2 separate regions of the Homo sapiens genome follow, and region 2 is linked to region 1. A link is an interaction called in ENCODE POLR2A ChIA-PET data of the cell type or tissue named here. Cell type or tissue: GM12878. All regions are shown on one strand.

Region 1 (5,000 bases):
GTTTACATTTTAACTTAACTGGGTTTTTGGCCTCTTCAAGGTAGAGATCTCATTCTTTTATCTTCACAGTGTCTAGCACAAGGCTTCCAACATAATGCATTGTACATGGTAGGTGTACGTGGTAGTGTGTTCTGGTGTGACACATTGAGAAACGATGTTGTGAAATAATATTAGCATCGTTTGCCATAATTTACTTGCTTGTTTTCATTTTTCAGGGGTTGGCAGCTGAGTGTAGAATATAAATTTTTCAAAATTAGGCTCATTAAAATCAGCTACTTAAGGAATTGTTAAGACCCTAGAATATTTTAGTTAGTTGGTTACCCCAAATTTAGCATTTGGAGATGATGTTTATTAGTAGATGATGATTTATTTATCAATACATATTTATCAAGTGCTTACTGTGTGCCACAATTGTGCTTGACAGAATATAAAAGGGACCTGAAACTTATTCCTTGTCTTCCAAGTTCTGTTATGTTTCATATAGTTGATATTTATCTTATTCCATCACAGCTTATTTGTCTAAAACTGTATATAGGAGTATAGTATTTAGCATAGAGAAATATTCTGTAAAATTCTAAATGTAGATTTTCTGCATTTAGAAAATCTGATATTAGAATGTAAATTAAGAAACATGAATTAGGGCATGATTTGTGGCTATACTAAATAAATTGTTGAAGCATCTTCATTTACAAATATTCAGCCAGGTGCTGTGGCTCATGCCTGTAATTCCAACCCCTAGGGAGGCTGAGGCAGGAGGATGATTTGAGCCCAGGAGTTCAGGACCAACCTAGGCAACACAGCAAGACATCATCTCTACTAAAAATAAAAAATTAGCCTGATGTGGTGGTGCATGCCTGTAGCCCCAGCTACTTGGGAGGATTGCTTGAACCCAGGAAGTTGAGGCTGCAGTGCGTCATGCCACTGCACTCCAGTCTAGGCCACAGAGTGAGACTCTGTCTCAAAAAACAAAAACAAATACTCATCAGCAGCTAATGTGAGTGCATATCTGGTTCCATACAAGATCTGCCCTCTTAGAGGGTGCTGAAAAAGAAGAGATTTATAAAAGGAGATTCCTTATCTTGAAATGTACTTTGTTGTAGATGAGTTGAAACTTACGACTACAGCACACAACATCTAACATTGTGCATATTTGTTATTAAGTACAAGATCGAGTTTTATACAGTGGGTACTTGGAAGTTTAGAGAGGTTCAGTTCTGGGTTGAAGTTACTTAGGAAGACTATGAAGAGAGAGGGGCTTAAACTGGCCCTGATTGTTTGGAGGAAGATATAGAAGAATGGGGAGCTTAAAGGTGTAATTGTGGTGAGGATCTAATATTAAGGTAAATGGGCTCTCTGGAGTAGAGGGTCCATATATATGAAATAACAGGAAATTGGGCTGAGATTATTGAAGTTCTTAAATGGGAGATCACGGAATTAGATTTAACAGATTATGTTGAATGATTGTTGATCCCTGAATAGGTGATGTGAAAAAGGTGTACAAAAATATTTATGAATGAACTGAAAACAAAAATAAAAGTGCTTTTAGATGTCATTTTTTATGACAGTGCTTCCCTTTCTGATACTACATATAAAAGTTTTTGTATTAAGTTTTGGAGGAGATAGAAGTAGTGAAGGTAAAACTTCTTGTTTTTTCCTGTTGTTTAAAATGTTAAATAAGCAGAAGCTGGTTTATTGTCTAAATGACCCACACCAGTCCTCTGTTGGACACAGAAGTCTTCCTTTAGTGGAAGCTATCAGTCATTTTGTCTCAGCACATTCAACTGTTGTTTGTTCAGATTTTTTGTAATTCAAAATACTTTTTGATACCTAATGCATGATTTTTTGTGAGTTGTCCTCAGTAATTTGTAAGTCTTATATAGGGAAACTTTTGCTTAGCGTTCAATACAGTGAAATTATGTTTAAAACAAAAGTGAATTGTGGCTTAAATATTTAAATACTTCTGGTTTTTTTTTTCTAGCCATTACTGACTCTGGGATAAATATGTAAATACTTTTAAAAAGTACAAATTAATATTACATAGTTTAATCAAATTAAATATTCTAATAAAATATTCGCTTTGCACTCTGCATAGTAGAGTTGTTACCCCTTTAATTGTTTTTAAAATTTTATTTTGACACATAATATGTATGTATTTATGGGGCACTTAGTAATGTGTCAATACATACAATGTATAGTAGTCAGACCAGGGTAATTAGCATACCATCATCACAGACACTTATTATTTCTTTGTGTTGGGACATTCAATATCTTCCCTCTAGCTATTTGAAACTGTATATTAAACTATAGTCACCCTGCAGTGGAATAGAACAGGAGAACATACTCTTCCTATCTAGCACAGTTTTATATCCTTTAACAGATACCATTACTTTTATACAAGTATGTATACAGGATTTTAAAAATGAGAAGTTAGGTTGTATGGTGGCTGAAGAGAAACTAAAAACAATTTTTTTCAGTGTTCTGATAGCTATGATATTTAGCTTTCTTTAGCAGCTTTTATTTCTGGTGTGTTCTTACAGACTTTCCTAATTGCAGTTTGGATTAATTTGATTCTTATGTAGAAAGCAGAGATGCTAGCTATGCAGATTTATGACTCAGAATTGTACCTGTTTGTAGAGTAAGGAAGGCTGTATTGTCCAACATTTTGTGGACTTTAGAATAAAAATATTCGTGAAGTCTATCTGTTTTACTGCTGTAGCACAAGAGTGCCTGTTTTTCTGTAAAACAGCCACCCAGCTTCATATATTTTTTCCTTTATATGAAGCATGTATTTTCATTTCTTCCCACCTAGGGAAAGCAGCTTAGTCTCAAGGGAATTTGACCCTGCTCTCTACCCTTCCACCCCAGGTCCAAATGCATTTGTGCCCTTCCCCCAGTAGATGGCAACAAGTAGGCTGATGTTTAAGAAGATTCAGTAGTCTTAACTTTGTGATCAGACCTATTTACTAATTATTTCTCAACTGTCATTAGTAATGTTAGTGTTGATTTTCACATTCTGGCCTCAAAATCCTTTCAGAAAACTAGACTGTTAATTGCAGAGTTCATCTTTTTTACTCTACTCTTCATCCTGCCTTTTGAAAAGTGTTGCCTTTCCAGTTGCTGCTATGAACTAAGACTTGGGGTATTTCAGCCTTTGGTGTGGTGCTGTAAGATAATCTCCTTCTGCCTCTTCTAACCATCTAGTATTACTTTTCAGCTGCCTGTATATTAGGCCATGACATTTTTTCCAGGTATCTTGTCATTACAGAAAGTAAGGACTACTGAAAGGAATTACTGAAGAGCTAATACACCATCATTTTATATCTTCATTGTGGTACATGTTTTAATTGATACTCAGTTTATTTCTTGAATCATTTAAGGAATTGGTAAACTTATGTTTGCTGGAATACCAGAGTTTCTTTCTCTTCTATAAAATGGGTCTACTACCTAACTCATGTGTTTACTGATATTCAGCCATAGTGTTACGGTTTTGTTTCTTATTACTAAAAAAGAAAATGAAGGTGATTCATAATTACAGAGTTAACTTCTGAGAGTTTACTGTATCTCAAGAAACTTAGAACTTTTTCATGATTCCTGCTGAGTTTATTTAAATTTTTAATGCAATAGTAAAGGATTTGGGAAGTTTTCCATATTTCTTCAGACAGTTGTAAAGTTAGGAATGGCTTAATCTATCTATAGTTATTTTAAGGAGTGTAAAATCAAGGACTTAGTAAAACAACAGTTCTAAAAAAATTCTGGAATTGTTTCTATTTTAAGGGCTAGTATTAGAATCATGGCTCAAGGAAAGGAGTTATCTTGGTTTCAGCAACTGCTGCATTTAGCTCTTAAAGGTGTTGCTTGAATTGCATGTAGCAATACTCTCAAACCTAGAAAAGCAATCATTTAAGGCATGTCAGTGCAGTTACTCTAGCAGTGGATATGGAATTAATACATGTGAATTATAAGCAAATGGTATATATATATTTTTTGTTTTTAGAGTTGGGTGTCTCACTCTGTCTCCCAGGCTGGAGCATAGTGGTACAATCATGTCTCACCATAGCCTTGAAAGCCCTTGGATCTTGTGATCCTCCTGCCTTCACCTCCTGAGTAGCTGAGACTACAGGCTCACACCACCATACCTGGCTACTTTGTTTTTTTTTTTTGGTAAAGACAGAATCTTGGTTGCCCAGGCTGGTCCTGAACTCCTGGCCTCATGCAGTCCTCCTGCCTCAGCCTTCTAAAATGCTGGAATTATAGGCATGAGCCACTGTACCAGGCTTTTTTTTTTTTTTTAGACAAGGTCTCAACGCTGTCACCTAGGCTGGAGTCCAGTGGCACAGTCACTGCTCACTGCAGCCTTAACCTCCTGGGCTCAAGCGATCTTCTCACCCTAACCTCTTGACTAGCTGGGACTACAGGTGTTCACAACCACATCCAGCTAATATTTTAATTTTTTTTTTTTGTGTGTGTGGAGCCAGGGTGTCCCTATGTTGCCCAGGCTGGTCTCAAACTCGTAGGCTCAAGTGATCCTTCCACTGTGGCCTCCCAAAATGCTGAGATTACAGGCATGAGTCACCACTCCTGGCCCTTATCAGGGTATAATAAGTATTTTTGAACACTTCTTATTTCAGGCCCTAGGCCAAGATTTAGGATTATAAAGATATATAAAATGTAGTCCTTGGCCTGGAGTTTACAGTCTTAAAGGGAGAGTGGTAAACTTGGACAAAACTAACATAAAATCTCTTTTTTTTTTTTTTTTTTGAGACAGAGTCTCACTCTGTCACCCAGGCTGGAGTGCAGTGGCGTGATCTCAGCTCAGTGCAACCTCTGCCTCCCAGGTTCAGGTGATTCTCCTGCCTCAGCCTCCTCAGTAGCTGGGACCACAGGTATGTGCCACTGTGACTGGCTAATTTTTTTTATTTTTTGTAGAGGGGTCTCGCTATATTGCCCAGGTTGGTCTTGAACTCCTGGCCTCAAGTGATCTGCCCGCCTCGGCCTCCCAG
Region 2 (5,000 bases), 89 kb after region 1:
GACATTTGAGTTTTCAGTTTTTTTTTCTATTGGCAAGGCTTCAGTGAAATGTAGCTTTCGTATTTTTTCAAGCATTATCTTTTGGATAGATTTCTAGAAGCAGGTTTGCTGCTTAAATGGGTGTAAATGCATACGATGTTTTTGTAGGTGTTGCAAACTCCCCCCCATTTGGAGTTGCACCATTTTGCGTTTCCACCAGTCATGTGTGAATGACAGTAGTATGGTATCAAGCTTTTGAATTTTTACCAAAATTCATTGTTTCTCTAATATTAACTTTTTTTAGTTATATGTATCTTCGTATATTTCTTTTAGTGGTACCCTAGAGAGTATAATGCAAATTCATTGGTTTATTATAGCATACCTTAAATTAATACTTTATCATATCTCAAACAGTACAAGAACCTTACAACAGTTTATTAACACTTTTTACCTCCTGCCCTCCTTTATGTTTGTTGTATTTAATTTGTTTTACCTATATATACGTGTTATAAACTTGATAGGACGTTACTTAGAATATCTGTTTTCTTTTATGTTTGCCAACATGCTTAACCTTTGCAGTGCTCTTAGTTTCTTCTTGCAGTTTCTTTTTTCTTTAAAGGATTGTTTCCTTCTAGCCTAAAGAACTTTTTTTTTTAACATAGTGTCAGACTATTAATAATGATTTCTTTCTGTGTTTGAGAAATCCTTGATGTGTCTTTATTAATTTATGAATGAATTAATGAGATGCCATCTCGCCATGTTGCGCAGGCTAGTCGCAGACCCTTGGCCTCAAGTGATCCTCCCGCTTCAGTTTCTAAGTTGCTGGGGTTACAGGCATGTGCTTTATTTGCACTTATTTTTTGTTGTTGTTGTTGTTTTTTTTTTTTGAGACAGAGTCTCCTCTGTTGCCCAGGTTGGAGTGCAGTGGCGCGATCTCAGCTCACTGCAAGCTCCGCCTCCCGGGTTCACGCCATTCTTCTGCGTCAACCTCCCGAGTAGCTGGGACTACAGGTGCCTGCCACCACACCTGGCTAATTTTTTTTTTATTTTTGGTAGAGATAGGGTTTCACCGTGTTAGCCAGGATGGTCTCGATTTCCTGACCTCCTGATCCACCCCACCTCGGCCTCTCAAAATGCTGGGACTACAGGCGTGAGCCACCATGCCTGGCCAAGCCTAGGAAGCAGAGGTTGCAGTTAGCCGAGATCGGGCTACTGCAATCCAGCATGGGACCCTGTCTCAAAAAAAATGTAAAAACCACTTATTTTTTAATAGCTTGACTATATAGGGTTTAAGTGATGTTTCCTTGACCCTTAATGTGCTTGCCCTTCACTGAACTTTTGAATATGTGAGTTGATATCTTCAGTTTTAGAAAATTCTTGGTCATTATTTCTTCTAGTATTGTTTCTCTTATCTCATCATCAGATTTTCTCCTTCCTTTCCTTTTGGAGAGTATCAGGATCATACACATTTAAACTTTACACTGCATCCAGCATGTCTCTCTGGCTCTGTTTTATTTTTGGTTTTGTTTTCAGAATTTTTTCTCTTTGCCTAGTTGGAAAACTTCCTATTGATCAGTTTTTAAATTCACTAGTTCTTTTTTCTGCTGTCTTCAATCTTTTGTTAAACCCGTCAATGAGTTCTTAATTTCAGATACGTTTTTCAGTTCTGAATAGTTTTTTGATTCTCTTTATAGATGCCAATCATCTGTTGAAAATGTGTATATTCTTAATCAATTTTGTCCATCTTTGCTTGTATTTTTAATACTTTATAAAACATTTGTCTTTTCATTCTAGAAGTATTGGTCTGCTTTTATTGTCTTTTTTTCCCCCACTTAATTCTCAGTCCCATATTCCTGCCTCTTTATAAGTCTAGTAATTGTTTGGTTATGTGACAGACGTTTTGTATAAAAGAACTAAAGTGGCCCAAAATGATATTTTCTGCTAGTGCTAGCTTTCTTTTTTCTCTACCAAAAATAAAGGGTCCAGAGCTGATCACTCTAACTTTAATCAGGACTTGAGCTTGTTTTAACCAGAGTTGTAATTTTGGTATGACTAATTTCACCTCTGGTAATTTTGGTATGACTCATTTCACCTCTTGCTAGTCACTGTTTTCTTTGTTGTGGCCCTCCTAGAATTTTGATTGACAACTTTGCAAATCTATGTCTCCTCAGATTTGAATAGTTGAGCAGTCTCAAAATGTGGCAAGTATCTTGGGAGTTCAGATTTGAATAGTTGAGCAGTCTCAAAATGTGGCAGATTATCTTGGGAGTTCAGGTACCAGCTGTGTGTCTTTGACGCCTACTCTCTCTGTTGAGATGTTGGCTTCTGAGCACCATGAGACTGCAGAAGATTTTCTTCTATCTTATCAAAACTTCTTACTCTCCCCTCTATCAGTTTTTTGTTTGTTTGTTTGTTTGTTTTGAGACGGAGTCTCGCTCTTGTCGCTCATGCTGGAGTGCAGCGACGTGAACTTGGTTCACTGCAACCTCTGCCTCCCGAGTTCAAGTGATTCTTGTGCTTCAGCCTCCCACGTATCTGGGACTGCAGGTGCACACCACCGCGCCCGGCTAATTTTTGTATTTTTAGTAGAAACAGCGTTTCACCATGCTGGCCAGGCTGTTCTCAAACTCCTGACCTCAGGTGATCCGCCCATCTTGGCCTCCCAAAGTGCTGGGATTACAGGTGTGAGCCAGGGTATCTGGCCCCTCTATCAGTTTTCACAGTTCCAGAACTCGGTACCTGTCTGTGGGCCAGTTGATTTCAACACATTAGCTTCTTGTGACTCCCTAAAGCACTATAGGCTTCTGTTTCCATTCCTATCAGAAATTAGCAAACTACTGCCCAAGGGCCAAATCCACGCTCCTGCTTGTTTTTATACTACCTGTGTACTCTTAAGAATGGGTTTTATATTTTACGTGGCTGAAAACATTTTAAAAGAGAATATTTTGTGATGTGAAAATTAAATGCAGATCAAATTTCAGTGTCCATAATGTTTTATTGGTATACAGTCATGTTCATTTGTTTGTATTAGTCTTACTTTCTATGGATACTTTCCAGCTACAGTGCTAGAGTTGAGTAGTTGCAGTAGAGACCATATGCCTGTAAAGCCCAAAATAATTGCTATCTCTCCCTTGAAAGAGAACGTTTTCCTGCCAAACCCTGATCTGTGATAACAGTTCTCAAAGTGTGATCTGTGGACTCTTGGTTTCTGAGAGAGACCCTTAAATGAGTTCTATAAGGTCAAAACTAATAATAGTTACCAAGATTTTTCCTTTTCTACTTCATTGATGTTTGAACTGATGGTGCAAAAGCTGTAATGGGTAAAACTGGTGGGATCTTAAGCATCAAAGCAGTGGCACTAAACGGTACTAGCAATCATTGTGTTTTTCACTGCCACATACTCCTAATAAATATAATTCAGTTTTTATCTAAGATGCCCTTACTGAACCAAAGTTAATTTAATTAGGTCTTTACTCCCAAGACATGTCTTTTTAATACTCTTTGGAACAAAATAAGGCCAATCTTTTCTATATACAGTTGACTCTTGAACAATATGAGTTTGAACTGTGCTGGGTCCACTTATTCATGGATTTTAAAAATAAATACAGTTAGCTTTCTGTATCCATGAGTTCTACATTAGCAACCAAATTCAGATTGGAAATACAGTGTTTGGGCCAGGCGCGGTGGCTCATGTCTGTAATCCCAGCACTTTGGGAGGCCGAGGTGGGCAGATCACCTGAGGTCAGGAGTTCACTACCAGCCTGGCCAACATGGTGAAACCCATCTCTACTAAAAATACAGAAAAATTAGCCACGTGTGTTGGCTTGTGCCTGTAATCCCAGCTACTTGGGAGGCTGAGGCAGGAGAATCGCTGGAACCCAGAAGGCAGAGGTTGCAGTGAGCTGAGACCGCACCACTTGTTTTGGAAAATAAGGTCTTTTAAAATCAAAATTATTTATATTAATATATAATGAGTTAACTGGCAAATATTTAAAATTTTTGTATTTCAATTAACATATTTTAAAATTATCAATAAATATAACCCACATAAACAAAAGTGCTTTGTGGTACCTCAGTAGTTTTTAAGAGTATAAAATGATTCTAAATTCAAAATCCACTGCTCTAGGAGTTGGTTTCTCCTCATAAATCAGAGGATAAATCAGGTTTTGGTTATGGTTTTGGCTTTTTGTTGTCATCTTCAGTTTAGTGTAAGTTATTTTTAGGAACATCCCAGATGTTTTATTGGTATTGATGATAATTTTGATTATGCTGTATAAGATCCATGTCCTTAAGAGTTGCCAACCCCAATGGTTATAAGACCTCCATCTAGTTGCATACATGTTGGTTCTTTCTTTTAGGGGGTTGTGCTCTTAGGCCATACTTGATATGAACTGTTTAATCCTTTTAAAGTCATGTTAGAATCAGTGGAGGATTCATTTGTTTTCACTATTTTTCTATCATTTTGTTTTTCCTTCCACATTATGTCAACACAGAAGTGATAAACCTGCTGTCACTAAAATTGGTATTATTTAGTTTAAAATTGTTAAATTGTATTTCCCTGAACTTTTCTTCTGGTGTATTTTTGGATGGATTTTTAATTATGGTAAAGGTAGGTAGGCAGCGATAGCTATGGAATGCAGTAGCCACAATCTTAAACCATAAAACAACTTCCATTGATTGCTATGTGCCCCTGTGAGAGGTGTACGCCCCCAGGAATATCACTGAAGCTCAGTTGAAATTATTAGGTTCAGTTTTTTGAGAATTTCACATTCATTGACAGTTTCCAGACATATATCCCATTTCTACACATTTCAGTACTCAATGATATAGGACTGGAAAAGTCCAATTTGCGAAGAATAACTTGAAAAGGTGTAAGAAGTGAAGGAGCTTTAAAAGTAACATCATATAAGATTGGTTAAGTGTTAATTTAATTAATTGTGGTTTCAAGTAGGAAAGTGTCCATGAAAAATGAAACACATTCATAGACTTTATTTTTTAAAATTAATTAATTAATTTTGAGA

The links. ChIA-PET counts read pairs that join two places held together with the same protein. Peaks named below come from ENCODE experiments on the same cell type or tissue, not always from the same donor. Only the 100,000 strongest peaks of a DNase experiment are listed, where the experiment ranks them.
Region 2: POLR2A ChIA-PET joins it to region 1 with 9 read pairs; 6 of 35 experiments call an interaction of 5 or more read pairs at or near these places.

Annotation. Positions count from the first base shown.
Region 1 is chr2:229,908,848-229,913,847 of GRCh38, reverse strand. The region is part of intron 1 of TRIP12 (thyroid hormone receptor interactor 12); the gene reads left to right. Among named protein-coding and RNA genes, the nearest start is that of TRIP12, 11 kb to the left of the region's middle. In GM12878, a CTCF peak has its summit at 2,890 (motif pointing right); a DNase peak (open chromatin) is centred at 2,878; H3K4me3 peaks cover 380 bases; H3K27ac peaks cover 529 bases.
Region 2 is chr2:229,819,541-229,824,540 of GRCh38, reverse strand. The region is part of intron 8 of TRIP12 (thyroid hormone receptor interactor 12); the gene reads left to right. Among named protein-coding and RNA genes, the nearest start is that of TRIP12, 100 kb to the left of the region's middle. RefSeq lists a silencer at 2,112-2,312. In GM12878, no CTCF peak of the experiment used is centred here; a DNase peak (open chromatin) is centred at 2,150; H3K4me3 peaks cover 1,192 bases; H3K27ac peaks cover 2,245 bases.